2 separate regions of the Homo sapiens genome follow, and region 2 is linked to region 1. Evidence: read pairs that join two places in POLR2A ChIA-PET (ENCODE). Cell type or tissue: CD4-positive, alpha-beta T cell. All regions are shown on one strand. Links, peaks and the distances in the headings refer to the core of each region. The heading gives the core; the rest is flanking DNA. Region 1 overlaps STAU1 (staufen double-stranded RNA binding protein 1). Region 2 has its middle 7.6 kb from the start of CSE1L-DT.

Region 1 (2,910 bases), core at 186-2,685:
CCTTGACTTTTGGAATTGCACTTTTGGAGTTTTTTCAGACATTCAGAAATGTAGAGAGTTAAATATATCAAGGTCCTATCAGCTTCATTCTTAATTTCATAGTTTTTGAAGAAGACATTGGCCTTGAAGTAATAGTTGGCTTCATCCACAATATCTGTATCTTTTGTCTCTCTGGGGGCAGGTCCTTTGAATTGACTTCTGATAGGTAACAGTGCTATGTTTCCGATGAGTTTGGTGTCAGGATCCATGAGAGAAGAGTAATGAGCCGGCATCTTGGCGGCGCCCGGGTTTCAACCCAGAGCTTTTTTTTTTTTTTTCCCTGAGATGAGTTTCACTCTTGTCGCCCAGGCTGTAGTGCAATGGTGTGTTCTCGGCTCACTGCAACCTCCACCTCCCAGATTCAAGCGATTCTCCTGCCTCAGCCTCCTGAGTAGCTGGGATTACAGGCATACGCCACCATGCCGAGCTAATTTTGTATTTTTAGTAGAAACGGGGTTTCTCCATATTGGTCAGGCTGGTCTCGAACTCCTAACCTCAGGTGATCCACCCATCTCGGCCTCCCAAAGTGCTGGGATTACAGGCGTGAGCCACCTTGCCCGGCCCAGTAAGGGAGAATTTTTAATGTTTACCTTAGAAATAAGGTCTGACCCACAGCAGATTCTTTGCAGATTCTTTTGATTTACGTGCTTGATTATGGCTTATTTCTTAAAAAGCCTATCTGAAGCTTATATTCCTGTAAAATATCTTTGAAGTATTCTTTACAGTTACAGGTGATGTATACCTTCTCCTCCTATGTGCTAGCACCCTAAACTTAACCCAGCTTCAGTGCTCCATCCTTTGGCCGAGTGATGATGATTTCTCACCTCACCCTGCTGATGCCTCTCTGCCTGCCATGGGCCAGAGGTGGGATTGTAGTTGCCAGGGCTCCCTACTGTGGCCCACCTGGGTACGAGGGCTTGTTTGTTCCTCTCCATTCCTCTGACACTCATTCCTGCCCCTCCACCCTCAGTGGGTAAGAGCAGGTTTACACTGTTCTCTTGGAGTCCAGAGCACCGACATGGATCTAGGGCTGGAATCTTCTCACCTGGCCCTACATTCCCTCCCTGGCCTTTCTCCCTCCATCAGTGGAGGCTGGGATGCACTTGGGGAGGGAATGAGACAGGGGACATTCAGAATGGCTGTTTGGGCTCACAGTTGAGTGGGAAAAAGATGGGAGCTGCATCCCAAGGAGTCATGAGGTCTCCCCCGGCACCTGTTTCAGGAAAGGGGAGAAGTGTTGCTTTTCTCCCCTGCTGACAGATTAGTCTGTCATGAGAGTGGATTTTTGCAGGTTGTGGGGGAGGGGTACCAAGACCGTGGGGAGTGGGAGATGCCTGGCTGGCTTCCCGGGTCACCTCATGTGCAGAGTTGACGGCTTGGGCCAGAGCCTTGGATTCCTGAGAAGCTTACCACCTGCTCACTCTTGCTGCTACCCAGAGTCACTGAGATTTCTGGAAACTTAGAGATTGCTATTTTATGTTTTTGTTCTGTGGGATTTGGGGTCAGATTGCTTCCTTTCCTCCTTCACTTTTGTTAAGGTTTCAGATCTGGCTCTCAACTCTGTGTTCAGGAATCTTGACAGTAGTCACATAAAAGAATTGTAGGAGTGCCCTCTCGTGGTGATCTTTTAAAGTAATTTATCACAGCTTGCATGTAGTTGGTGGCGTGAGTGCTTATATTCATTAACTCAAATATCAGGAATTTTTTACTAGCTTGCATTATTATGTTGAGCAAGGTCTTTCCTTTCTTTTGCCGCTGGAAGGTTGCCTGGCATGTATTAGATGTTTAGGAAATAGTTACTGAATAAATGAACAGAATAATTTTTGATTAAGTTTTTGGTAATTAAATCTGTCACATAGGAAGCTTCGTTAGGTGTTTTAATAGGGGAAGACAGGAACAGTTTTTTGGAAAAATATATACAGCTTGACTTTTGTTTTGTTTTGTTTTGTTTTGGAGATGGAGTTTTGCTCTTGTTGCGCAGGCTGGAGTACAATGGCACGATCTCAGCTTATGGCAACCTCCACCTCCTGGCTTCAAGCAATTCTCCTGCCTCAGCCCCCTGAGTAGCTGGGATTACAGGTGCACACCACCATGCCTCACTAATTTTTGTATTTTTAGTAGAGACAGGGTTTCACCACGTTAGCCAGTCTGGTCTTGAACTCCTGACCTCAGGTGATCCACTCACCTTGATCTCCTAAAGTGATGGGATTATAGGCATGAGCCACCGTGCCCAGCCAGTTTGACTTCTGATAAAACATACAGTTTTAGTTAGAAAATGTGATGGTGCTGATGGATACGGTCATCGGGAGACAATTGTGACATGCTCACACCACATGCAATCCAGGTGATCCTCCAGATTTAGATTGGGGGGATCTTGATGTGGGCAGACAATGCAAGCCGTTGGAGAGGGCCAGGGTGGGCTGTGCATTTGAAGTGAGCCATCAGGGTGGCTGACCTGTCCCTCCAAAGTCTAACCTGAGGACAGGGAAAGCACTGTTGTGGGAAGAAGTGTTTCAGAATCTCTGCCCTTGGGTGTGGGCGGCACCTATGGGAGTTCTTTAAAATCAGTCCACGGGTGCCTAAGCAGGCCAGGTCCTTCCCACACCTCTGCTCCTGGCCACTGTGCTGAATTCCTACCCCCCATTCTCCGCTACCTCCTTCCCCTACACCAAAAAAAAAAAGAGTGCATCCATTTTGGAGGCTCACTTTTCTTACCTAGACATTTTTTCAATTTTTTACTTCAAAAATTTCAAATCTATCTAAAAGTTACAAGAATAGGACAATGAATATAACTTTCACTTAGATTAACCAGTGGTTAACATTTTACCATATTTGCTTGCTCCTTCCTTCCTTTTGTTTTTTTTTTTTTTG
Region 2 (2,910 bases), core at 169-2,668, 95 kb after region 1:
GGAGGGATGCTGGTGATGATGATAATAGTACCTACTTTACGGGGGTTATTGTGCGAATTAATGGCTGAAGAATGGTTGAAATAGCAAGAGTCAAAAACATGATCAATATGGAAAGCCTAGCAGGAGAAAGTACTAAAGTTCATTGATGGGGAGATGGGGAGGGGGACAGATGGGGTCTCACCGTTTCCCAGGCTGGTCTCAAACTTCTGGCCTCAAGTGATCCTCCTGCCTTAGCCTCCCAAAGTGTTGGGATTATAGGCATGAGCCACTGTGCCCAGCCATTAAATTCTCCTTCTTTCCTCTTTTGGTGGAAGGGAAGGGAGAAGTGAGACTTTACCAGGAGTCCATGGAATGTGGCCCAAAGGCCAAGGACAGAGTACCTTCCAGGACTCTCTCAGAGGGCAGCAGGAGCCCAGGGCTGCTTTCTGCCTATGACAGGTGTGCAGTAGAAGTGGGTCTTCAGAGGCTGGGCGCAGTGTCTCAGGCCTGTAATCCTAGCACTTCGGGAGGCAGAGGCGGGCAAATCACCTGAGGTCAGGAGTTTGAGACCAGCCTGGCCAACATGGTGAAAGCCAGTCTCTACTAAAAATACAAAAATTAGCCAAGTAATTTTTTTTTTTTTTTTTTTTTTTTGAGGAATCTTGCTCTGTGGCCCAGGCTAGAGTGCAGTGGTGTGATCTCAGCTCACTGCAACCTTGGCCTCCCAGGTTCAAGTGATTCTTGTTCCTTAGCCTTCCAAGTAGCTGGGACTATGGGACTACAGGTGTGTGTCACCATGCCCAGCTAATTTTTGTATTTTTCGTAGAGACAGGGTTTTGCCACATTGGCCAGGCTGGTCACAAACTCTTGACCTCTAGTGATCTGCCCGCCTCAGCCTCCCAAAGTGCTGGGATTACAGGTGTAAGCCACCACACCTGGCCCATGCCTGATAGTTTTGATTCATCATGGATAATCTGTCATTAAAAGAAATTCAGGGCCAAGTCCAGTGGCTCATGCCTGTAAATTCCAGCACTTTAGGAGGCTGAGGTGGGAAGATGACTTGGGCCTAGGAGTTTGAGACCAGCTGGGGCAACGTAGCAAGACCCTGTCTCTACAATAAAATTTAAAAAAATTAGCTGGGCATAGTGAGGTGTGCCTGTAGTCCCAGCTACTGGGGAGGCTGAGGCAGGAAGATTGCTTGAGCCCAAGAATTTGAGGCTGCAGTAAGCTATGATGGTGCCACTGCCACTGCACTCCAGCCTGGGAGCCACAGCAAGATCCTGAATCAAAAAGAATTCATCTGAGGGTTCACCAAGTTGCTGATGAGTCTCTAGAAAGTACAAGGAGAATCCTGGGTTTAGCCATTGAGTCTCAGGATGCAGGAATCAAGATCATCACAATACTGGATAAACAAGGGGAACAACTCAACCACATAGAAGACATGGGCCACAAAAATACAGACATGAGAGAGGCAGAGAAGACTTTAACAGAACTTAACAAATGCCATGCCCTTCGTGTCTGTCCACATAATAGAACAAAGAACTTTGGATGGCTTGGGCACGAGAAATTGAGGCTGCAGTCAGCTGCAATGAGGCCACTCACCCCAGCCTGGGTGACAAAGCAAGATCACGTCTCTTAAAAAAAAAAATTGGAAACATTGACAAAGACAGCCAAGAAGAAGGAAGCTGTAGAAGTGTTTTTTGTTTGTGGTTTTTGTGGTGGAGGGAGGGACAAGAGATAAGAGGTTAACCTCAGCAAAAACCTAGCTGGGCATGGTGGCACGTGCCTGTAATCCCAGCATTTTGGGAGGCTGAGGTGGAAAGATTGCTTTCTTTCCACCTGGGATGTGGAATCACACATTCTATGCACACCTATGAATCACTAAGACTTCAGAAGTTAAGCTCCCTTTAAGAAAACTCATTCTTTTTGGAGCAGAGGTTGCAGAACTGTGATCCCTAACAAAAATACTGTGTATAAAAGCTCCAAAACGAAGTATTAGCTTAAAGTGGCAATAACTACAACTTTATAACCAACTAAATCTTTACCGTGGCTATGCAACTTTTTGCTTTGTGGCCAGAAGGTTTTTTTGGTTTTTGTTTTTTTGAGACAGGCTGTCACCCAGGCTGAAGTGCAGTGGCACAAACAAAGCTCACTGCAGCCTCGACCTCCTGGGCTCAAGCAGTCCTCCCCACCCCAGTCTCCTGGGTAGCTGGGACTACAGGCGTGTGCCACCACACTTGCTATTATTATTTTGTAGAGATAGGGTCTCACTACATTCCCCAGATTGGTCTCAAACTCCTGGCTTCTAGCAATCCTCCCACCATGCCAGACCCTAGACTTAAAAAGTTAGAATTGGCTGGATGTAGTGGCTTACACCTATAATCCCAATACATTGGGAGGCTGAGGTGGGAGGATCACTTGAGCCCAGGAGCTGAAGACCAATTTGGCCAACATAGTGAGACCCCCATCTCTATTTTTAAAAAAAGTTAGAATTTATTGTGTTACTAAAAGTGATTTGGAAAATTATACCTTTAGTTTAATTATTGGGGAATTACACTGTCAGTCTCTTACCCTTGTGTATAGAACTATGTCCAGAATCAAATTTATGTAGATCCTAAACACTGTTATGGGAATCTGATTAGTATTTGTCACATTGACTTAAAAATTAGCATCTCAGTTGGCGTGGTACTCACACCTGTAATTTCAGCACTTTGGGAGGCCAAGGTGGGAGGATCACTGAGGCCAGGAGTTCAAGACCAGCCTGGGCAACATGGTGAAACCCCAACTCTACAAAAAAATACAAAAATTAGCCAGGCAAGGTGTCTCACTACTGGCCCTATAGTTCCGGCTAATCAGGAAGCTGAGGTGGGAGAATTACTTGAACCAAGAAGGTTAAGGCTGCAGTGAGCTGTGATTGCACCACTGCTCTCA

The links. ChIA-PET counts read pairs that join two places held together with the same protein. Peaks named below come from ENCODE experiments on the same cell type or tissue, not always from the same donor. Only the 100,000 strongest peaks of a DNase experiment are listed, where the experiment ranks them.
Region 2: POLR2A ChIA-PET joins it to region 1 with 5 read pairs; 4 of 35 experiments call an interaction of 5 or more read pairs at or near these places.

What each region holds. Positions count from the first base shown.
Region 1 is chr20:49,131,842-49,134,751 of GRCh38, reverse strand. All of the region lies in intron 6 of STAU1 (staufen double-stranded RNA binding protein 1), which reads left to right. It also overlaps the pseudogene ARPC3P1. Among named protein-coding and RNA genes, the nearest start is that of STAU1, 55 kb to the left of the region's middle. In CD4-positive, alpha-beta T cell, for the core only: CTCF peaks have their summits at 1,464 and 1,666 (motif pointing left); a DNase peak (open chromatin) is centred at 1,641.
Region 2 is chr20:49,036,972-49,039,881 of GRCh38, reverse strand. It overlaps the pseudogene SNAP23P1. Among named protein-coding and RNA genes, the nearest start is that of CSE1L-DT, 7.6 kb to the left of the region's middle. In CD4-positive, alpha-beta T cell, for the core only: no CTCF peak of the experiment used is centred there; a DNase peak (open chromatin) is centred at 1,681.